2 separate regions of the Homo sapiens genome follow, and region 1 is linked to region 2. A link is an interaction called in ENCODE POLR2A ChIA-PET data of the cell type or tissue named here. Cell type or tissue: K562. All regions are shown on one strand. Links, peaks and the distances in the headings refer to the core of each region. The heading gives the core; the rest is flanking DNA. Region 1 overlaps KCNG3 (potassium voltage-gated channel modifier subfamily G member 3). Region 2 overlaps MTA3 (metastasis associated 1 family member 3).

Evidence for each region. Peaks named below come from ENCODE experiments on the same cell type or tissue, not always from the same donor. Only the 100,000 strongest peaks of a DNase experiment are listed, where the experiment ranks them.
Region 1: POLR2A ChIA-PET joins it to region 2 with 5 read pairs; 3 of 35 experiments call an interaction of 5 or more read pairs at or near these places.

Annotation. Positions count from the first base shown.
Region 1 is chr2:42,458,968-42,471,188 of GRCh38, forward strand. All of the region lies in intron 1 of KCNG3 (potassium voltage-gated channel modifier subfamily G member 3), which reads right to left. It also overlaps the pseudogene VDAC1P13 and the pseudogene RPS13P3. Among named protein-coding and RNA genes, the nearest start is that of KCNG3, 29 kb to the right of the region's middle. In K562, for the core only: no CTCF peak of the experiment used is centred there; a DNase peak (open chromatin) is centred at 5,794; H3K27me3 peaks cover 882 bases.
Region 2 is chr2:42,631,861-42,644,081 of GRCh38, forward strand. MTA3 (metastasis associated 1 family member 3) reads left to right here. Exons shown (of 17, transcript NM_001330442.2): 5 at 8,313-8,376. Among named protein-coding and RNA genes, the nearest start is that of MTA3, 69 kb to the left of the region's middle. RefSeq lists a silencer at 11,346-11,546. In K562, for the core only: no CTCF peak of the experiment used is centred there; no DNase peak of the experiment used is centred there.

The DNA.
Region 1 (12,221 bases), core at 2,106-10,105, 170 kb before region 2:
GGGTGGATTACCTGAGGTCAGGAGTTCAAGACGAGTCCGACCAACATGGTGAAACCCCATCTCTACTAAAAATACAAAATTAGCTGGGCGTGGTGGCACACGCCTGTAATCCCAGATACTCGGGAGGCTTAGGCAGGAGAATCGCTTGAACCCGGGATGTGGAGGTTGCAGTGAGCCAAGATCGCACCACTGCACTCCAGACTGGGCAACAAGAGCGAAACTCCATCGTCTCAAAAAAAAAAAAAAATAGAGAGAGTGAGAAGACAGAATGGTATTATGGTTTTATGACCCCCCAGATACCCAGCCCCATTCACCATCAGCCCAAAGCCAGTTCTGACCCGCTCCACATCCTCATCTACCTCCCTCATGTCTTATTTTGAAATAAATCTCAGAGTGTGGGCATTTATCCCAGAGTCCTTTCTCACCCTCCCTGCCTGGCAAGTCAACTAATGTGCACAAAGGAGGCACGAAATGTGCATGGCTTCAGTCTGAGTCTGTTGAGACAGGTCACTTGTAGCCAGGATGATGCAATGTCCTCAAGTCAGGATGGGATGACAACATATTAACCTGGATGTGGCTGTAAGCCCATGGAGCCCATTAATTCATTCACCATGCAACAAAGCTCATGAGTGACTGCCTAATGTATGTCAGGCTCTACAGAGCCACAGAGAGGTGCATAAAGATAAACTAAAGATAGAACTTAAGCACAGTTATGTAAGATGTTATCGGCCGGGCGTGGTGGCTCACGCCTGTAATCCCAGCTCTTTGGGAGGTCAAGGCGGGTGGATCATGAGGTCAGGAGATCGAGACCATGCTGGCTAACATGGTGAAACGCTGTCTCTACTAAAAATACAAAAAATTAGCTGGGCATGGTGGCGGACACCTGTAGTCCTAGCTACTCGGGAGGCTGAGGCAGGAGAATGGTGTGAACCCGGGAGGTGGAGCTTGCAGGGAGCCGAGATTGCACCACTGCACTCCAGCCTGGGCAATAGAGAGAGACTCCATCTCAAAAAGAAAAAAAAAAAAGATGTTATCATTGGGGAAACCAGATGAAGGGTAAAACAGAACTCTCTGTGCTGTTTTTGCAACTTCTTGCAAGTATAAAACTATTTTAAGCCAGGCAAGGTGGCTTACATCTGTAATCCCAGCACTTTGAGAGGTTGAGGTGGGAGGACTTCTTGAAGCCAGGAGTATGAGACCAGCATGGACAACATAGCAAGACCCTTATCTCTACAAAAAAAATAGCAGGCATGATGGTGCACGCCTGTAGCCCTAGCTACTCAGAAGGTGGGAGAATTGCCTGTACCCAGGAGTTTGAGGCTGCAGTGAGTCATGATTATACCACTGCACTCCAGCCTGGGCAACAAAGCAACACTCTCTCTAAATATAAATCAATTAACTAATTAATTAATAATTAAATCATTTCAAAATAAAAAGATTTTTAAAAGAAGATAAAACAGACTGAAAGTTTGCGACCTAGCAAAGGGTAAGATATACCCTCCCTAACAACAATCCAATCCTTAAGAACTCAAAAATAGAATGTAGAAAGTAATAAATGCTATAATTGATGTGCATTAAGTTCAGAAGAAGATAAGTTTTTCTTCATCTGGGAGACCACGGAAAGCTTCTTTGAGAAAGTGGCGATTTAATTTGGCAAAAACAAAATCAGGAAAGTGCCAGATACCTGATGAAGTAAAAGCAATTACATTTAAAAAGTTAACAAAACAAAACACAGATGTGAGCAGATGCCCTACATAGATTAAACAGGTACACGACACTGGGCCACTGACCAGTGTTTAGGCTTCCCCTAAATGGAAAGGCAAGTGAAGAAAACAAAAGGCACCCCAAAACATCTTACAAAAAAATGGCTACTCTGACTATTCCTTTGATTTTCTTAACTGATAAAAAGGTAGGCCAGGCGCGGTGGCTCATATCTGTAATCCCAGCACTTTGGGAGGCCGAGGTGGGCAGATCACAAGGTCAGGAGATTAAGACCACCCTGGCTAACGTGGTGAAACCCCGTCTCTACTAAAAATACAAAAAATTAGCCAGGCGTGGCAGCATGCGTCTGTAGTCCCAGCTACTCGGGAGGCTGAGGCAGGAGGATGGCGTGAACTCAGGAGGTGGAGCTTGCAGTGAGCCGAGATCACGCCACTGCACTCCAGCCTGGGTGACACAGCAAGACTCTGTCTCCAAAAACAAAACAAAACAAAACAAAAAAAAAAAAAAAAAAAAAAAGGTAGACATCATCTTCTAGGAGCTAATTTACATAAAGAATTTCATCCATCCCATGCATCAGTGTTCGTGTTCATTACGCTCTAACAGAGGACTTGGGTTGCTTTTTCCTTAGCTCTGAACTGGCTCCATGGACAAACCAGAGGTGTTTCTGTGTGCGCCTTGCCTGAGGCTCTTGAGAGTCAGAAACTCTCAAGATTTCTGACTGACCCAGAAATCAGGGTGCACTTCTCTTCACCAGAGCCAGGGAGTGTGTTTTCAGAAGACTACCATGCTGTAGAGGACATATGCATACAGGCGAAGAGATCAAAAATCTGTGGTTCTGACTCTCACTGCTAAAAACTTTCCAGAGATGACAGCAGCAGAAACCCAGGCCTGACAGCACCTGTGGTCCCCGGCCCCACACTCTCCACTCCGGGTGGGCCCCCTTAATCTTCAGGTGCCACAATCCCTTTCTGCACCTTCACCACCACCCCAATGTACATATATTTGCCTAAATAATACAAGAAGATCAATCTCAATAATCTGTTCCTATTCCATACATGACTACCACATGGGTTCTATTCCCTTTTTATTTAACTGGCAGTTCATTAGTAAAAGAATTATGAGACTAGAAAGGATATCAAGATCTACCTCTTCAAACAAGATCACCTTACAAAAAGTGATAACAATTCTTTTCTTTAATAGTATATTACCATTTTGGCTTCAAGATAGTTTTTATCTACAGAACAACTTGGGAAGATGAATTTCAACAAATGATATTTTTAATTTTTTGAGGTTTCAATATTTTATTCAAGTTTTATTTTAAGTGATGTTAATTACAGCACTTGAAGGGGAGGATCTAATTCCACACAAAATGAAAGACTCTAAAATGTACCCATTAAACTGCTAAAAAATAAATTGAGTGGTGAGAATGCAACAGAAGTCCAATTTAGATTTTAAGTGTTGTCACCATGTGATTACAATCACACAACCTCTCCCCAGCTTATAGCTGGAGCTCCTGGAAGCTATTTCATACTCTAGTGCAAGGGCAAAAAAGCACAACAAGAGAAGGAATTCAGTCCTGAATTATCAGCTTCATCAGATCCACCCTCTCCACCCCAAAATGGTAGAAAAGAAGCAGCTATCACACCCTGCAGACCTTTTGGTATAAGACAGGTGATGAAGGACTGGGATGGGAACAGGTCATGAAGATCTGTCTAAAAAGATCCCTTAGCCGGGTGCAGTGGCTCATGCCTGTAATCCCAGCACTTTGGATTACTTGAGGTCAGGAGTTGGAGACCAGCCTGGTCAACATGGTTAAACCCCGTCTCTACTAAAAATACAAAAATTAGCCGGGCGTGGTGGCACGTGCCTGTAATCCTAGCTACTGGAGAGGCTGAGGCACGAGAATCACTTGAACCCACGAGGCAGACGTTACAGTGGGCTGAGACTACAGCACTGCACTCCAGCCTGGGCGACAGAGTGAGACTCTGTCTCAAAAATAAATAAATAAATAATAAAAATTAAAAAGTCTTTGTCAGGTGAATTTGTACACACCACGAAGCAATGAGCCTCTGATCAACTGGGGTTAGGAAACCAAGGTTCAATTATCAGGAAGTCACAGTTTCATTCATTTATTCAATACAAATTTACAAAGTGCCTATACATAATCATCTTCCACTTGCAGCCACTGCAAGATTTTTTTAAAACCTGGCATCTCTAGAAGGGCTACCAAATTCCCCCCAAGTCTACAGCTAAAAGGACCTTTTTTGGAATTGGGTTTCTTCTGTATGTCTGAAAAGGTAGCACTCTTTGAATCATCTTTAACCTGGAGGTCTAGCATGAAATGTAGCAATACTTGCATCTCAAATATATGTTAAAAGATACATTAAATTCTGAAGGTAGCTACACTGCAAAATAGTTTAAAATTAAACAACTGTACAGTATTCATTTGTGCTTGAAATTCTAATCCTAGACCAAGCTCATGGCCACCAGCATCGACGTTCTTGCCATCCAGCTGAGCTGACAGCATCAGCTTGATACTTGGCTTTACGGTCTGAGTGTACCCTAAACCTATCAGGCTAGGGTTGTACACTTTAGCCAAGAAGCAGGCATCAGGGTCCATCTGATACTTGCCTGCTGTAGTGAGTGTTATTGTTTCCTGATGAAGTGAGTGTTACTGTTTCCTGATATCCAGGCAAGCTTAACAGCAGTGTCCAACTTCTTATTCACCTCTGGGAAACAAAGGTGCCAAACTCTGCCCCGTCATTCACATAAGTGTGAAGCTGGAATTCATCAATCTTGTAGCCAAGAGTAAAGTCCCTCTGCTTCTCTTAAAACTCTGTGGTCTCAAAATTCATCCGGTAGCCATCCAGCCAGCCCTCATAACCCAGCACCAGGGCACCCCAGATTGAAGCCTCAACAATCCACGGTGCAACCCAGGTTGATATGCTCCTGCCTATAGCAGTTTTGATTTTAGCATTTTTTCCCCCCAGCATTAGGTGACAAGCGATGAATCAAAGGTCAGCTTCAGTCCACATGCAAGCTGATCCTCCACGCAATCTCGGTGCCTGGTGTGCGGTCAGTGTTTCATTTCTCCATAACTGTCAGGCCATATCTGGTCCATCTGTACTTGGTTCGCAGGCTGCCAGTCACTTTGGTGGCCTCAGTGTTGGCTGAGCCTAGTTTGTAAATTCTAATCCCTTCTCAGATTTTGTTTTCAAATCAAGTTTTATTAAGCCTAATCCACAGCCCTTGGTGAACACATCCCTGGCAGATTTGCCAAGATCAGCGTACGTGGGAGGCTTAACCATCTTCTGCTTAGAGGCGGTGGCAGTGGGCTCAGTGGTGGTGGCAGGCTCGGTGGTGGCTGCAGCGGGGGCTGCCTCAACAAATGACATTTTGAAAAGCGAGGTAGTTCATTCTGATATCATTATTTGCTATTTCCTAACAACAGGTAACTAATGTGTCCAGTGCTCAACTCAGATTATTCTTACTTAACTACTGTGTACTAGGTACTCACTGCAAACATTAGGACAATGATACTTCTACGCACACAAAGTTTCCAAATGTACATTAAAACAAGTTGCCCAGGTTGGTCTAGAACTGCTGGCCTCAAGTGATCCACCTGCCTTGGCCTCCCAAAGTGCTCAGATTACAGACCATGAGCCACTGAGCCTGGCCAAAACAAAAGATTTAAACAAAGGTAGGGATATTTCAAAGTATCTAGACTATAAGGTCTTCCTGAAACAATAAGCTAAGTGTTTTAGTCTATAGTCATGAATACAAAAACATTCGCAGTACTAAAAGCAGCAATACTCGAATACTCTGAGTACTGAGGTATTGCTGACTCCTAACTCTCCACAGATAACAGCTAAAATGCATGAGTTATCATCCAAAGCTTCAGATCTGCCACTCTCCGCCTTGTACCATCTGCTCCAACTAATGGAAAGTAACACAGTCCCCAGTCTTCTCACGCCTCTTGCCTTTGCACATCTACCCTCCCTTCTTGGCCAGCATCAACCAGGCCTTCAAGTCTGAGCTCAAGGATCACCACCCCAGGGAATCCTTATCTTAGGTCCACTAGCATGGCTGAGCTTCTCCCTGATGTTCCTACAGCAGTCAGTGCTTATCTCTAGCAGTGCACATAGCACAACGTGTAGTGGTTGTAAATTCAGCCGTCTGTCTCTCCAGCTAGGAAGCAAGTAGGGCTGTGTGTCTTTAAAAAAAACAAACAAAAAACACTATATTGCCTAATCATGGCACTTAATAGGTACCCAGAAAATACGTTGCTTGACTAAATTAATGGTACAAAAAATTTAATCATTAGAGAGTTCAACTGTTTTATCAGTCTAATGGAATATTTAGGACAAAATGATATATTTGGTGTGTTGATTTTAACAATTAGAGATAATGCATTACTATCCTTACTTCATACCACACACAAAAATTAATGAGAATGAGTGTAGTACTAAATTTAAAAGTGAAAACTTTAAGATTTTATTTTTTTAAGAGTATTTAATTTCTTTCTTTCTTTCTTTTTTTTTTTTTGAAACAGGGTTTGGCTCTGTCGCTCAGCCTGGAGTGCAGTGGCACGATCATGGCTCACTGCAACCTCTACCTCCCAGGCTCAGGTGATCCTCCCACCTCAGCCTCCCAAGTAGCTCGGACTACAGGTGTGCACCACCACGCCCAACTAGTTTTTGTATTTTTAGCAGAGACGGGATTTCACCATGTTGCCCAGGCTGGTCTTGAACTCCTGGGCTCAAGTGATCCACCCACCTCAGCCTCCCAAAGTGCTAGTATTACAGGAGTGAGCCATTGTCCTCAGCCTATAAAGATTTTAGAAGAAAACACAGGAGTAATGTTTGTGACTGAGCAAGTAGGCAAACTTTCTTACATAGGGCACAAAAAGTAGTAATCATGAAAGAAAATACTGATAAATTAGACTTCACCAAAATTTAAAACTTTAGTATAGTAAAAGACACCACTAAGAAAATAAATTGGCAAACCAAAAAACTAGAGGAAAATATTCACAACACATTTATCTGACAAAGGACTAGTATCCAGATTGTACAAAGAACTCCTGAAACTCAATAGCAAAAATAACCCATTTTTTAAAAAATAGGCTATGTGGACAAACATTTCACATAATAAATTATGTAAAAAGCCAATAAGCTAATGAAAATGATGATCAACTCTGTCATCAGAGAAATTAACACCACAATGAGACATTACTACACTTGAGACAGAATAACAAAAATTTGTAAAACCAATAACACCAAGTTTGTGAAGTAACTGAAACCGTATACAGTCATACACCACATAATGACATTTCTGTCAACAATGGATCGTATATATGACAGTAGTTCCATAAGATTATAATACTGCATTTTTACTATACCTTTTCTCTGTTTAGGTATGTTTAAATACACAAATAGGCTAGGCACAATGGCTCACATCTGTAATCCCAACACCTTGAGAGGCCAAGATAGGCGGATCACCTAAGGTCAGGAGTTCGAGACCAGCCTGGTCAACATGGTGAAACCCTGTCTCTAACAAAAATACAAAAATTAGTCAGGCGTGGTGGTGCCTGCCTGTAATCCTAGCTACTCGGGAGGCTGAGGCAGGAGAATCGCTTGAAACCAGGAGGCGGAGGTTGCAGTGAGCCAAGATCATGTGCCACTGCACTCCAGCCTCAGCAACAGAGAGAGACTCTGTCTCAAACAAACAAAAACAAAAACAAAAACGAAATACAATACACAAGTATTTACCACTGTGTTGTAACTGCCTACAGTATTCAGTAGATTCTGCATAAGCTTGTGGCCTAGGAGCAATAGGCTATACTATACAGCCTAAGTGGTGAAGTATGTAGCAGGCAGTACCATCTAGGTTTGTGTGAGGACTCTCTATGACGTTCACAGAGCAAAGAAATCTCCCAAGCATCTCCGGTCGTTATGCGACACACGACTGTGTACTGTTGGTGGGAGTACAGAATGGTAGACTGGTACAAAAGTTAATTGTGGTTTTTGCCATAGGAATTAGTGGCAAAAACTGCAAATACTCTTCCTTTTTTTTTTTTTTTTTGAGATGGAGTCTCGCTCTGTCATCCAGGCTGGAGTGCAGTGGTGCGATCTCGGCTCACTGCAACCTCTGCCACCCGGGTTCAAGCGATTCTCCTGCCTCAGCCTCCCTAGTAGCTGGGATTACAGGCACTTGCCACCACGTCTGGCTAATTTTTGTATTTTAAGTAGAGATGGGGTTTCACCATGTTGGCCGGGCTGGTCTCCAACTCTTGACCTCAGGTGATCCGCCCGCCTCGGCCTCCCAAAGTGCTGGGATTATAGGCAGGAGCCACTGCGCCCGGCCAAAAACAGATCTTTTATAAAAACATAAAAATATATTAAACCACTCCATGAAGATAAATGTGAAAATTTAGGTGAAATGGACAATTTCCCAGAAAAATGAATCAGACCAAAATTTTCAGTTTTAGAATAACTGGAAAAACTGAACGGTCCTACAATCATGAAAAAAATTGAATCTACACTTTGACATCTATTCACCAAAAGATGCATACCGGGTCCAGATGATTTTACAGGCAAGTTCTATCATATACCAAGCATGAATAATTCCTATTTTATATAACACTGTCCCAAATAATTAAAAAAGCAGTCACCAACTCATTTTAAAAAGTCAGTGAAAGGCCAGTCGCAGCAACTCACGCCTGTAATCCCAGCACTTTGGGAGGCCAAGGCGGGTGGATCATCTGAGGTCAGGAGTGCAAGACCAGCCTGGCCAACATGGTGAAAACCCATCTCTACTAAAAATACAAAAATGAGCCAGGCATGGTGGCACATGCCTGTAATCCCAGCTACTCAGGAGGCTGAGGCAGGAGAATCACTTGAACCCAGGAGGTGGAGGTTGCAGTGAACTGAGATCATGCCACTGCACTCCAGCCTGGGTGACAGAGTGAGACTCTGTTTCAAAAAAAAAAAAAAAATTAGAACCATGTGTGATGGCTCACAACAGTAATCCTAGCGCTTTGGGAGGCCAAGGCAGGCAGACTGCTTGAGCCCAGGAGTTCAAGACCAGCCTGGACAACATGGCGAAACTCTTGTCTCTACAAAAAATACAAAAATTAGCCAGGCATGGTAGCATGCCCCTATAGTCCTAGCTACTGGGGAGCTGAGGTGGGAGGATCACCCGAGCCTGGAGAGATTGAGGCTGCAGTGAGCCATTATCATGCCACTGCACATCAGCCTGGGTGACAGAATGAGACCCTGTCTCAAAAAAAAAAAAAAAAGTTACTGAAATGTTGATACCAAACCCAGACAGACAGTACAAGAGAGAAAAACTGTAGGCCAATCTTACTTAGAAACACAGATGCAAAAATTCTACATAAATTAGCAAATGTGATCCAAAAATGCATTTAAAAATAAAAATAAAAAGACAAGAATGCCGGCTGTCACCATTTCTCATCAGTACAACTCTAGAGGGTTTAGTCACTGCAGCAAGACAAAGGTATTATAAAGGTTGCAAAGACTGTCTTTATTTCCAGACAGTATCACTGTCTACATTACAACAAAAATAGACCCTTTGAATTATTAGAATAAATGAAAAGTACAGGTGCTCTTTGACATACAATGAAGTTAAATTCCAATAAACTCATCATAAAATCAAAAAATCTTAAATTGAACCATCATAAATTAGGGACAGTCTATACTGCTACAAGTAAGATGAAGGTACAAAATCAACTGTACAGCTATATCAGCAAAAGGCAGAAATTATAATTTTTAAAAAGGATATAATCAGCAATAGCAACACAAGTTATAAGGTACCTAGATATAAATCTAACAAAAGATATAAAATAATTTTTAGATGAAAATCATAAAACTTTATTGAAAGACATTAAAGAATAGTGGAGTAAGTGGAATTATATACTATGTTCATGGATAATAAAACTAAATAATGTAAAAATGCCCACTCTCAGGCTGGGCGCAGTGTCTCACGCCTGTAATCTCAGCACTTTGGGAGGATGAGGCAAGTGGATCACGAAGTCAGGAGTTCAAGACCAACCTGGCCAAGATGGTGAAACCCCGTCTCTACTAAAAATACAAAAAAATTAGCTGGGCTTGGTGGCAGGCACCTGTAATCTCAACTACTCCAGAGGCTGAGGCAGAGAATTGCTTGAACCTGGGAGGCGGAGGTTTCAGTGAGTCGAGATCATGCCACTGCACTACAGCCTGGGCGACACAGCAAGACTCCGTCTCCAAAAAAAAAAAAAAAAAAAAAAAAAAATGCCAACTCCCTAAATCCATAAATTTAATGCAAAAAATTTTAGTGTAATGTGATCAAAATTCCCAAGAAGGGTTTTCATGGTAATTAATAAGCTGATTATATTATTTCAGTAATTAAGACAGTATAGTGTGAATGCTGGAATTAATAGGATGGCAGGCCGGGCGCAGTGGCTCACACTTGTAATCCCAGCACTTTGGGAGGCCGAGGCAGCTGGATCACGAGGTCAGAAGGTGGAGACCAGCCTGGCCAACATGGGGAAACCCCATCTCTACTAAAAATACAAAAATTAGCCAGGTGTGGTGGTGCATGCCTGTAATCCCAGCTACTCAGGAGGCCGAGGCAGAAGAATCGCTTGAACCCAAGAGGCGGAGGTTGCAGAGAGCCAAGATCAGGCCATTGCACACGAGCCCGGGTGACAGAGCAAGACTCTGTCTCAAAAAAAAAAAAAAAAAATAGGATAGTGAACCTAGAAGTAGATCCACATACCCACAGAAACAAGATAAATGGCAAATGAGGCTCTTCAGATTAGTGAAGTACATACTGGACTATTCTGTAGTGCTAAGGAAAGTGTTATCCACGTGAATAAAATTAAATTCCTCACATAAATAATAATAGGTGGACTAAAGACTCAATTTGAAATGTAAAAGTTAAGTAAATTATTTATAAATATATTTAAAACTTTAAAGAAAATATAAAAGAATCTTTATGATCTTGGAGACGATATTGGATATTTTCTCAGACAAGTTAAAAATCACACTAATCATAAAGAAAAATTTGATAAATTTGTCTGTTAAAATGTACAGCTTCTTCCTTTCGCTGCCTGACTGCTGCCATCATGGGTTGCATGCATGCTCCCAGGAAGGGCCTGTCCTGGTTGGCTCTACCCTAACAGTGCAGCATCACCACTTGGCTGAAGTTGACATCTGATGAAATGAAGGAGATTTACAAACTGGCCAACAAGGCCTGACTCCTTCACAAACCGGTGTGATACAGAGAGACACATGGTGTTGCACAAGTACGTTTTGTGACAGGCAATAAAATCTTAAGAATTCTTAAGTCCAAAGGACTTGCTCCTGATCTCCCTGAAGATCTCTACCATTTAATTAAGAAAGCAGTTGCTGTTCAAAAGCATCTTGAGAGGAATAGAAAGGATAAGGATGCTAAATTCTGTCTGATTCTGATAGAGCGTCAGATTCACCATTTGGCTTGATATTATAAGACAAAGCGAGTCCTCCCTCCCAATTGGAAATATGAGTCATCTACAGCCTCTGTCCTGGTCGCATAAATTTGTCTATGTACTCACGCAATAAAATAATTGTTTAAATTTTAAAAAAATGTACAGATTCTATAAGCCCCAAAACACCATAAACAAAGTAAAAATACCAGCCACAGTCAGAAAGATATTTGCAGTCAGGCATTGTAGCTCACGCCTGTACTCCAGACACTTCGAGGTCCGTACAGGAGGAATGCAGGAGTTCAAGACCAGCCTGTGCAACATAGTAAGACCCTGTTTCTACAAATATTTTAAAATAAATAAATAAGACAAGATATTTGCAATACACAATCAGTACCTAGGATGTATAATCAACCATTTAGAAAAAGAAAAGTCAGGATCAAGCACGGTGGCTCACAACTGTAATCCCAGCACTTTGGGAGGCTGAGGCAGGCAGATAGCTTGAGCCCAGGAGTTTGAAACTGGCCTGGGCAACACAGTGGGAACCTGTCTCTACAAAAAAGTACAAAAATTAGCCAGACGTGGTGGCATATGTCTGTAGTCCCAGGTACTCAGGAGGCTGACATGGGAGGCTGAGGCTGCAGTGAGCCATGGTCACATCACTGCACTCCAGCCTGGACAACAGAGCAAGACCTTGTCTCAAAAAAAAAGAAGTGGGGGGCCAGGTGGCGTGGCTCTCACACCTGTAATCCCAGCACTTTGGGAGGCAAAAGTGGAAGGATCACTTGAGGATCGAGACCAGCCTGGGCAACACAGTGAGATCCTAACTCTACAAAAAATGTTTAAATTAGCCAGGCGTGGTGGTAAATGCCTGTAGCACCAGCTACTTGGAAAGCTGAGGGTAGAGGATCACTTGAGCCTAGGGCTTCAAGGCTGCAGTGAGCTATGATCGTGCCACTGAACTCCAGCCTGGGCAACAGAGTGAGACTGTCTCAAAAAAGTGTGTGTGTGTGTGTGTGTGTGTGTGTGTATA
Region 2 (12,221 bases), core at 2,472-10,471:
TTTATTTGTCATAGCGATGGGGTAGCACCATGTTGGCCAGGCTGGTCTTGAGCTCCTGACCTCAGGTGACCCACCCACCTTGGCCTCCCAAAGTGCTGGGATTACAGGCATGAGCCACCAGGCCTGGCCTCTTTTAGTTATTTAAAAATGTACAATTAAGTTATTATTGACTGTATTCACCCTATGATACCATCAAATATCAGGTCTTACTCATTCTTCCCAGCTGCTGGGTTTTTTTTTTTTTTTTTGAGATGGAGTCTTGCTCATCGCCCAGGCTGGAGTGCAGTGGTATAGTCTCGGCTCACTGCAAGCTCTGCCTCCCAGGTTCACGCCATTCTCCTGCCTCAGCCTCCCAAGTAGCTGGGTTCTACAGGCGGCCGCCACCATGCCCGGCTAATTTTTTGTATTTTTAGTAGAGACAGGGTTTCACCGTGTTAGCCAGGATGGTCTTGATCTCCTGACCTCATGATCCGCCCACCTCGGCCTCCCAAAGTGCTGGGATTACAGGCTTGAGCCACCGCGCCCAGCCCCCAGCTGCTGTTTTGTACTTATTAACCATCCCCACAAGTACTGTACTCCATATGTTGTGGAACCTCTGAGAGATTTTCCTGGTGGTCAGAGTGATTCATTTGCCATCTTGTCCAGGAGAGGAGGATCTTTCCAATAGGTATTGACTTTTTGGAACATTTCACTTTCTCCTGTAAGAGGGAAGAGTGGTATCAAGAGAAGGATATTTTTCCTACTTGATTCCTCCTTGACAGTTTCTTTCATATTTGTTATCAAATATTCAGAATTATGGTGTCTTTGCTATGCTCCACATCCCATGGATGGAATGGGCATCTCAAAACATAATTTGTCAGTCATTTTTCTTCAGAAATAGATTAATCGATTTTATTAAGCCCAAACTTCTCTTTTTGGCTTTTCATTCCTCTACTTTGTGTACACACAAACAGATGTTTCAGGGTGGTGTGTGTGTGGCTTCTTTTAAGTTTTATTTGTGAGCATCTGTTAAAGCAGTATTAGTAACAGATCTTCTATTCAAAGATCTATCTTTGAATAGAAATATTTAAAGATTTCCAGATTTAATTCTCTTTGTACTCCTTTTTAAAAAAAAAAAAATACAGTCGGGCATGGTGGCTTACACCTGTAATCCCAGCACTTTGGGAGGCTGAGGTGGGCGGATCATGAGGTCAAGAGCTCGAGACCATCCTGGCCAACATGGTGAAATCCTGTCTCTAGTAAAAATACAAAAATTAGCTGGGTATGGGGGTGCATGCCTGTAGTCCTAGCTACTCGGGAGGCTGAGGCAGGAGAATCGTTTGAACCTGGAAGGCAGAGGTTGCAGTGAGCCGAGGTTGCAGTGAGCCGAGATCGCACCACTGTATTCCAGCATGGTGACCGAGTGAAAGTCTGTCTCAAAAAAAAAAAAGCAGAGGTCCAGGGTCGGGTTTGATGGCTCATGCCTGTAATCCCAGCAATTGGGGGGCCAAGGAGGATCGCTTGATCCTAGGAGTTTTAGACCAGTCTGGGCAACATGGTGAAACCCTGTCTCTACAAAGAATACAAAAGTTAGCGGGGCCTGGTGGTTCATGCCTGTGGTCCCAATTACTCAGGAAACTGAGGTGGGAGGATCACTTGAGCCTAGGAGGTGGAGGCTGCAGTGAGCTGAGATCACGCCACTGCACTCTGACCTGGGTGACAGAGCGAGATCCTGTCTCAAAAAAGAAGTCCATTAAAAATCATATTCTTGGCTGGGCGCGGTGGCTCATGCCTGTAATCCCAGCACTTTGGGAGGCCGAGGCGGGCGGATCACAAGGTCAGGAGATCGAGACCATCCTGGCTAACACAGTGAAACCCCGTCTCTACTAAAAATACAAAAAAAAGTTAGCCGGCCGTGGTGGCGGGCGCCTGTAGTCCCAGCTGGAGGCTGAGGCAGGAGAATGGCGTGTACCCGGGAGGCGGAGCTTGCAGTGAGCCGAGACCGCGCCACTGCACTCCAACCTGGGCGACAGAGCGAGACTCTGTCTCAAAAAAAAAAAAAACATATTCTTTCACTTAATATATGCAATCTTAAATGTTTGTTACCAAGATATAATTAAGAAAACCATAGTTTTCTTAATGTAGAACAGTGATTCTCAACCGGGAGTGATATTGTATCCCAGGGACCTTTGACAATTTGGACAGTTTGGCTCTAACAAATGGATGAGGGGGTGCTACTGTCATCCACTGCAGAGAGGCCAGGGATGCTGCTCAACATCCTGTAGTGCATGAGACAGCCTCCACAACAAAAAATTATCTGGCCCAAAATGTCCACCAGTGGTGCCGAGGTTGAGAAAACCTGATATATAGAGTCATTGTACATAATCCTTGCTCCCTTGGTGTGGTAGTCATGGAAATTTATGTATTTTAATTAGGTATTTTAATTAGGATTTCTCTTTATTAGTCTATTCTCACACTGCTATAGAACTACCCGAGACTGGGTAATTTGTAAGGAAAAGACTTTTAATTGATTCACAGTTCTGCATGGCTGGGGAAGACTCAGGCAACTTACAATCATGGTGGAAGGGGAAGCAGGCATGTCTTACTTGGCAGCAGGCGAGAGAAGGAGAAGGAGGAACTGTCAAACATGTATAAAACCGTCAGATCATGTGAGAACTCACTATCATGAAACTGCCCCCGTGATCCAATCACCACCCACTAGGTCCCTCCCTCGACACGTGAGGATTATGGGGATCACAATTCAAGATGAGATTTGGGTGGGGACACAGAGCCAAACCATATCACCCCCTTTCATTTTAAATTTAAATTTTGTTATTTTTTTAAAAGTGTATGGATATGGCTGTCTAATAATATCCAAGGCAGTCATTTGCTTGGTTCCAACTCTGTAGTCATTTTCAACTCCTCTCGATGGTGGCTTCTGGCATTTATACTGTTCTTATATTCCTACTATTAATTTTTCAGTTTTAGGAATTTACCTTTACTTCTCTCTTCCCTATTCCCTTTGCCATCTGTTTCTAATATTATCACAACTTTTATTTAACTTAGTAAACAGTCTTTGTGTTTTATGAACATGTCAGTATTATGTATTCTTTCTTGTATAAACTTTTGTTTTCCATGGAGTTTATCATTGTTTTACCTTTGCCTTTTGATTAAGTCTTCTAAAAATGTAAAAGTTTTTATTCTCATATATCTAAAAATATTTCTCACACTTGGCCAATGATTTGTTTAGACATAGAATTTTGGTTTGGAAATCACTTCTCTCAGAATTTTGAATCTGTGCTATTCTGTTTTATGCGGTTGCTGTTGAGAAATCTAGTCTTCTGAAAGCATTTTGCATCTCTGATCTTTATTTTTTTATTTGATTGTTCATTGTGTTCATTGTGTTAAATGCTGTCAAAACTGTCTACTCACTGATTTACCAATCCCAGAACCTAATATTTTGACACTGTTCTTTATACAAAGAAATATTAAGAATCTGTAACTTGGGCCGGGCAAAGTGGCTCATGTCTGTAATCCCAGCATTTTGGGAGGCCGAGGCGGGTGGATCACCTGAAATTAGGAGTTCGAGACCAGCCTGACCAACATGGTGAAACCCCGTCTTTACTAAAAATACAAAAATGAGCTGGGTGTGATGGTGGGCATCTGTAATCCCAGCTAGTTGAGAGGCTGAGTCAGCAGAATCACTTGAACCCAGGAGATGGAGGCTGCAGTAAGGATAAGATCACACCACTTGCACTCCAGCCTGGGCAACAGAGCGAGACTCTATCTCAAAAAAAAAAGAATCTAGAGTTTGTGGCAAATGTAAGACTTGTAAAGTCAATAAAAAAATGTCTTTCTTTAATGAAGCAATAATACTGTTTGTTGAACAAGGCAAGTTTAATGTCAAACTCTGCATCTATAGGAATTTTTCTGTTTTTTTTTCCCAAGACAGAATTTCACTCTGTCACCCAGGCTCGAGTGCAGTGGCATGATCTTGGCTCACTGCACCTCCTTCTCCCAGGTTCAAGCAGTTCTTGTGCCACAGCCTCCGCAGTAGCTGGGATTACAGGCGTGCACCACCACACCCAGCTAATTTTTTATATTTTAGTAGAGATGGAGTTTCACCATGTTGCCCAGGCTGGTCTTGAACTATACCTGAGCTCAGGCAATCTGCCCGCCTCAGCCTTATAGAATGCTAGGATTACAGGCGTGAGCCACGGCGCCGGGCCAGGAATGGTTTTTTAAGTTTAGTGAACTTAAAAAAGTTCACTAAACTTGGTGATGTTTGTTAATCATGTAGATTCCTGGACCCATCCCAAGACATTGAAATTCAGTAAGTCTGGTACAGCACTAAGATATCTGCACTTTTCTAAGTGGGTAGTCCCCGCTTCAAGTTGTATCAAGGTAAAAGAAAGTTTGGGCCAAGTGTGGTGGCTCATGTCTATAATCCCAGCCTTTGGGAGGCCAAGGTGGGAGGATCGCTTGAGCCAGGGAGTTTGAGAGCAGCCTGGGAAACATAGCAAAACTCTATCTCTACAAAGAATTTAAAAAAAATTAGCTCTGCGTGTGGCACACACCTGTAGTCCCAGCTACTGGGGAGGCTGAGGTGGGAGGATTGATTGAGTCCAGGAGGTTGAGGCTGCAGTGAACTGTGATTATGCCGCTGCACTCCAGCCTGGGTGACAGAGCTAGACCCTTTCTCAAAACAAAACAAAACAAAACAAAAGAAGAAAGTCTACAGGCAGGGGGTAAATGATCACTAATTTAAACTTCTTTCTCTTTCTTTCTTTTTTTTTTTTTTTTTTTGAGACGGGGTTTCGCCCTGTCACCAGGCTGGAGTGCAGTGGTGCGATCTCGGCTCACTGCAACCTCCGGCTCCCAGGTTCAAGCCATTCTCCTGCCTCAGCCTCCAGAGTAGCTGGGACTACAGGCGTGTGCTACCACTCCCAGCTAATTTTTGTGTTTTTAGTAGAGACAGGGCTTCACCGTATTGGCCAGGCTGGTCTCGAACTCCTGACCTCGTGACCCGCCCGCATCGGCCTCCCAAAGTGCTGGGATCATAGGCATGAGCCACTGCGCCTGGCCCTCCTCTTTCATTTATACAAATATGTACTAGCTTTAGATAAAAGAAATATATAACCTGTATGCACATTTTTACGTTTTTCAGTCTGTAGGATTATATGGGACATACCATTAAGCAAGTAGCAGATTCCAGGCTGATCAGCGCCTGCTGTTGAACGTGTGACTTTGTTTTGTCGTAATTATTTATTCACATGTCTTTGTGTCCCAGCACCCTGCGCAGTCTCTGAAACAGATTATACTTTGAAAACCTTTTCAGTGACCTGTGGGAAAGTAGGTTTTCTTTATAGCAATTCTGTACTCCTTTGTGGTTCTGTGTAGAAAAGTAGTACGAGTGATTATATGGGCCTGGAGTGATCTTTGTGTTGTGGTCTTTGATACACTTCATATCATGCTTGGGCATCTTTATTATTTAAGGATTAAAATATCGTACATGACACATGATTAGGTTCATTGCTTGAGACTCAGTATAAATTGCCTATGGTATCTGTATACGGAATTTGATAATAGTTCCTTTAGGTTGGGGTTAGCTTAAAATTTACCATGTTTTTATCTATGAGCCAAGATTTGTTTGGCATAAAGGAAACTAACGCTTTAAATCTCTTTTTAAACCACTTTTATCAACAACTCTTGGCATGGTAATATATGTGTTAATTACATATTCATATTTACTTCATAAAATAATTCTGACTCAACCTCTTAGCTGTTAATGTATGTACATGAAAATTGTAAATGTTAGATTTTCATTTTTAATTTGGGGAGATGTACAATATAGCTATATTAAAGAAAAATTTAAAACTTAGATCACTTATTATCCTTTCATCTTTGTATAAAAACTGCATTTCCAAAAACAATTTGTACTTCATTATAACCTGTGTTTCCTTATTTCCTAATATAATTATGAAAATAAAGGTTTTATAATTTAAAATCTTTTATTTCAGACCATATGGAAGAGACTTTTAAAGTATGCTATATTGTTTGTTTGAATTTTCAGTGTCCGTTAACCCTTAAAAGTCAAGGGACTATTAAAGACAGTGGTATTGGCTGGGCATAGTGCAGTAGTGTTTATAACCAGTTACAGATTTCTTTTTTTCTTCTCCACTATCACTGTTTCAGTTGACTAGCCTTAAAAAAAAGTACCTATTAAAATAAAATTTAGCAGGTTTTACTCCTCCCCATTAAAACAAGCAAATCTGACTTTAGAGAACTTATTTTTTTAAAAAGGGGGATTTTTTTTTCTAGGTGATTGAGTATCAAATGTTAGAAATATTGCTTTGTCAGCTGTTAATGAGGGGAAAAAGTAAGTGAAAACTATTTTTAGAAACCTCATTTATTAAGCATATTGCATGTGTGAGCACATATTCACAGGTCATAGATATTCTGTGGCAGCTGTCGATGTGCTAACGGCAGCAGAGCAATTTCCCTAGTTGCAATTCTGTCCGTTATGAGAACATGTCAGATAATTGTTACCTTTTCTTTTTTTTTTTTGAGACAGGGTCTTGCTCTTTTGCCCAGGCTGGAGTTCAGTGGTGCAAATACAGCTCAGTGCACCCTAGACCTCCTGGGCTCAAGCAGTCCCCCAACCGCGAGTAGCTGGGACTATGCCCTGCTTATTTTATTTTTTTTAATTTTCAGTAGAGTTGAGATCTTGCTGTGTAGCCTGGTCTCAAACTCCTGGGCTCAAGCGATTCTTCTACCTCGGCCTCCCAAAGTGCTGAGATTACAGGTGTGAGCTGGGCACAATTGTTGTCTTTTCAGTGTTGTTATGTGTGCTAAAGTGATGTTAATTTTTTTTTTTTTTTGCTTCACTAATCTACTTGAATAAAATATGTTAGAAAAAAAGAAAACCTTTATAAACACTTCCAGTAACCACGTTAGAGATTTGACAGGATAGTGTGGAAATACCACATGCTCTCAAAGAAAGCTTTCTAACCTACAGTGATCACCAGAAAAAGACATTTTTATAAGGGGTTTTTTTTTTTTTTAATTTAAAGAGTATATAGTTGCAAAATGTTTAGCAAGCTGTTTTGACCAATGTGTTAGCACTTTTAGTATTTTATTTTGCTCTTGGTAATTTTTTTCTTTGAATTGTATTTCACTCTGGTGATCCAACAGCAAGCTTTTCTAGCTTGCTTTCTTTCTTTCTTTTTTTTTTTTTTTGAGGCGGAGTCTTGCTCTGTCGCCCGGGCTGGAGTGCAGTGGCACGATCTCGGCTCACTGCAACCTCTGCCTCTGGGGTTCAAGCGATTCTCCTGCCTCAGCCCCCTGAGTAGCTGGGATTACAGGCATGTGCTACCATACCCCACGAATTTCTAGCTTCTTATTTAATATATATGTGATATATTTGTTTTTGCATGTTGGCTTTTGGAGATGTCTTAATTTTTGTTTAGAAAATCAAATGATCTTACGACATTTTAAAGAAACATTGTGTGAGCCCTGACCAGTATTTGTAACTTGAATAATCTTCAAAATGCTCCTGTCAGATTTCTATTAGTTATACGGATTTTTTTAGGCTAGTTAGGGTCATTTTGAAAGTGCTCGTAATAAATGCCTCTACCTACATAACCTCAGTTTTTCTCAGAGTCTAGACAAGCCTTATAAAAACAGACGTTAGTTTCCAAGCTCAGATCAAATGTAAGTGCTGTCAGACCTCAAGGTCCGTGGATCTGTCGATGTTTATTTTGCCCCTTGCTCTATAGAAGGCTCCTTGTGTTTAAATTTTAACTAGTTTTTAGAGTAATTTCAATATAGATGAATTAGTTATATCCTGATATGAATGTGTATTATTTTTAGGTTCTTAAATGTAGTTAGTGGCTGCTCATAAAAATCTGAATATTATTTAGCCATTGGTTTGTGTGGTGGTGTCTTTGTCTGAACATCCCTTTTATAAAATTACCTCATAATATCTATTTATAGGTTCAGAAACTGACTCTTAGTCTGAAGTTCTCATTGTACTCTTTTTTTTTCTTGAATAAGTAGAAACTACCTATAAAGTATTGCATATTAGGATTTATTGCCTAACACAATTACTCCAACAGGCTAGCCTCTCAAGAAATGCCTATAAAGACAGCCTTATTTTATAAGTTACCTGACATTAGGATTGTAAAGTGGGTCTAAATGGTTTGAAAAAATATATATTCCTAACTGCCATGTAGTTTCTTAATACCAGTCTCACATTCTTAACTTTGTATTTCTCATCACTGAGAAGGTGAGGTGGCCTTTGTTACATTTATTCTTTTTTTCTTTTTCAACAGGGGAAAGTGCAGTGTTGCCCTTCTGAATGAGACAGAATCAGTATTGTCATATCTTGATAAGGAGGTAATTCACAATCATAGTTGTTTTGTTTTTTTCTCCCTTTATTTCACATGAAGCTCTTTCCTTGGAATTTATTTCTTTTTGTACAAAAGTATTATTCCACCATTATATTAATAGCAGTATTATAGTAAAAGTATAGTGACTAGAATGCATTCGGGTAAATTTGATTTTTCTGGTTATCTGAGATAAGAGCAAAAACTGTGTCTGTTTTTCAGTTGGTAATGAATGGCATTATAGAGAATGGTACATGGATTTAGTTGATAGTAGATGAATATTTTTGACTTTATGAAATTAATGCTTTAGTGTGCTTGGCTCCCCTTTCTGTTTTGTTTTTGTTTTTATTTCTTGAATAAATGGTTTTTCTTTTAGACTGTTTCCAGATGAGATTTTACCTTTGGTGGTCTGCTTTCTGGAATCCTAATAAATTTTGTCAGTTAAAAATATTTTTCACTAAACCTCAACAAGAAATGTAGTTAACAAGTTGAGATAGAGCATACGCTTCATGGAAAGGAGGAAATTTTTATAAGCAGAATATTCCATGGTATGCATAGTTTTAGGTGACATTTAAAGCAACATCATTTGTATGGTGGGAAACATATTTTAGTATCAGTGATGCTTCAGTATTTAATCTTTATGATTTTTTTCTTCTCCCCCAAAAGCTTTATTACATATACGTATGTTTTAGTTTTTGGAGACAAAGTCTTGCTCTGTCCCCCATTCTGGAACGCAGTGACGTGATCTTGACCCACTGCAACCTCCGCCTCCCGGGTTCAAGCAATTCTCATGCTTCAGCCTCCTGAGTAGCTGGGATCATAGGTGCCTGCCACCATACCCGGCTAATTTTTGTGTTTTTGGTAGAGATGGGGTTTTGCCATGTTTGCTAGGCTGGTCTTCAACTCCTGGCCTCAGGTGATCTGCCTTCCTCAGCCTCCCAAAGTGCTGGGATCAGAGGCATGAGCCACTGTGCCTGGCCGGTTTTTTTTTTTTTTTTTTTTAAATCTTATACTCAAGTGTTGCCCATTTATCTCAAATGAAGAAAATATAACAGAAAAAGTTTGATACAATCATGCAGAACCCACTATACATTAGAAAACCTAATAGGAAATAAGAAAACCAACAGGAAAAGTCATATTCAAAGCAGAAAAAAGGCTAATAGACTTTATAACTTACCTTTGTAAAATTTAGATAGGCTTTTGTCATTAGTCTGTCCCACAGAATGATGGATTATAATATGGATAATGATAATGCCCAGAAATTAGCATTATTTCACGGAAGCAGAAAGAAAAAGGCAAAACATTCCATGCATTTCATTGTATTAAATTTTTTTTTTTCGGCCGAACGTGGTGGCTCACACATGTGATCCCAGCGCTTTGGGAGGCCGAGGTGGGCGGATCACGAGGTCAGGAGTTCGAGACCAGCCTGACCAACGTGGTGAAAGCCTGTATCTGCTAAAAATACAAAAATTAGCTGGGCCATGCAAAAATTAACCGGGCGTGGTGGCGCATGCCTGTAATCCCAGCTACTTGGGAGGCTGAGGCAGGAGAATACCTTGGATCTGGGAGGCGGAGGTTGCAGTGAGCCGAGATCGCGCTACTATACCTCTAGTCTGGGTGACAGAGTGAGACCTTGTCTTAAAAAAAAAAAATAGACATTGGAGAGGGATGAGGATTGAAAAATTACCTATTGGGTACACTGTTCACTATTCAGGTGATGGGTACACTAAAAGCCCAGACTTTACCATGACACAATGTATGCATATAAGAACTCTGCACTTGTACCCCCTAAATATATAAAAAATTTAAAAATAAAATATTGAGATTGGCATAAAGACGGTAACCCAAAGAATAACTTTTTAATTATCATCCTTTACTTTTAACTCTGTGTTCTTGAAATTGGCCTATCTGGAACCTTTTCTTCTTCTTTTTTACAACTTCTATTATAAACCAAACATATTTTGAATATTTTCCCATATCAGGACATAGAAATCTAAGGATTTTAAGCAACTTATATGACCCAAATAATCATTTCATCTTATTATATTGTAGAGTATGGCAAGCTCCTGTTTTTATTGGAGTACCATGCTAATAGGTTTTACAGATAAAAAGTGAACTGAAGTATCTCTGCATTTAAATCTGATGGTGGCTTCATGTGGGGGCTCATGTCTGTGATCCCAGCACTTTGGGAGGTTGAGGCAGGAGGATTGCTTGAGCCCAGGAGTTTGAGACCAGCCCAGGCAACATAGTGAGACGTCGTCTCTATTAAAAAAAAAGAAAAACAAAATCTGATGTTGAGCCAGTGGCAATAACTTCAGTTACTGAGTAATATTTATTACTCATGTCTGTAAAGCAAAACAAAAAAATCAAACAATTCTGATTACATAATGATCATCCCCTGTAGCTTTGTTAAGTTGGTTTTTTTTTTTTTTTTTGAGATGAAGTCTCACTCTTGTCCCCCAGGCTGGAGTGCAATGGTGCAATCTTGGCTCACTGCAACCTCTGCCTCCTGTGTTCAAGTGATTCTCCTGCCTCAGCCTCCTGAGCAGCTGGGATTACAGGTGCCTGCCACCACACCCGGCTGATTTTTCTATTTTTAGTAGAGACGGGATTTCACCATGTTGGCGAGGCTAGTCTCGAAGTCCTGACCTCAGGTGATCCGCCTGCCTCGGCCTCCCAAAGTGCTGGGATTATAGGCATGAGCCACTGCACCTGGCCTAAGCTGGTTGTTTTATCTATTCCTGCAGATTTTTTCTTTCCTTAGATAGCACTTTAACAGTATGCATAAACTGTCACATATTGGTGTCTCCCCCCCCCCCCTTTTTTTTTTAACAGTTTTTTTGTTTAAACTTTTTTCCTGACAGTGAACAATGAATAAAATACAGCACAGAATTTCTCAGTGGTTGGAATAACTCTGTTTTTTTTCCCTTTCCCCTTATCACAGTATGTAAGAACTCCCATAGGAGAGATTTTTACTGTCTGACAGATTATCTTTTATTTGCAGTTTCCTTTGCTGGGGCTTGGTAAAGTTCTGGTAGTAGGGACAGGTCCTTCCAGGATATAATACAGAGAACTGGGCAGCCGATAACCTTTGGGATCGTAGTGGAAAGCAGAAGATGGGACTTCTGCTTCTGGTTCAGATAATCTCTAGTGGTTATACGGAATTCAGCAAAGGACTGGTGCCAGGTCATTTTGTCCATTAGGCTCAGAAACAAGGACATAGGAGCTTTGTAAGGGAGGACTGGAAATTTTGGTGTGTATGCTGTTGGTGAGCATGTATATAGCTATGTTTGTATATCTGTCTATATGTATATATATGTATGCCTCAGTACTTAACTGCAGAATTATAGTTAATACATGTTTAATTAAATATTTACAAAGTGGTATTATTATAACAGTAAACCACATGTAAGTTCAACTCATGCAGTTTAATGTGAGATATGTATACTTTTTAATCTTTTGACTAAAAGCTGGGATGGACATTACAAAAGTAAGAGTACCTGGTATCTGTGAAGTCTTCCCTTCTGTTTGGTGTGGACTTCAGAAGTTTATAAGATGATTTGACTTTAGGTGTCTTACCTTGGAGTTATGGTTTAATTTTGCTAGCTCTTGAAACTCTGCTTTAGAGAGCAAATGGTTTTCTTTTAGACTAAAACAAATAATAGAACTTTATAATCTACTTTGTTTCAAGCTGTTTCTTTTGGCTTGATTTAATTTTGTACTGTTTTACATGATGACGGTAACACCATGCTCTCCTTAAAGATTTATGAGTTTATTCACCAAAATGAAATTTTATATACTCTCTGGGGTTTATATGTTCATTGTAGCAACATTGATTTTAATGCTTTATAAGAA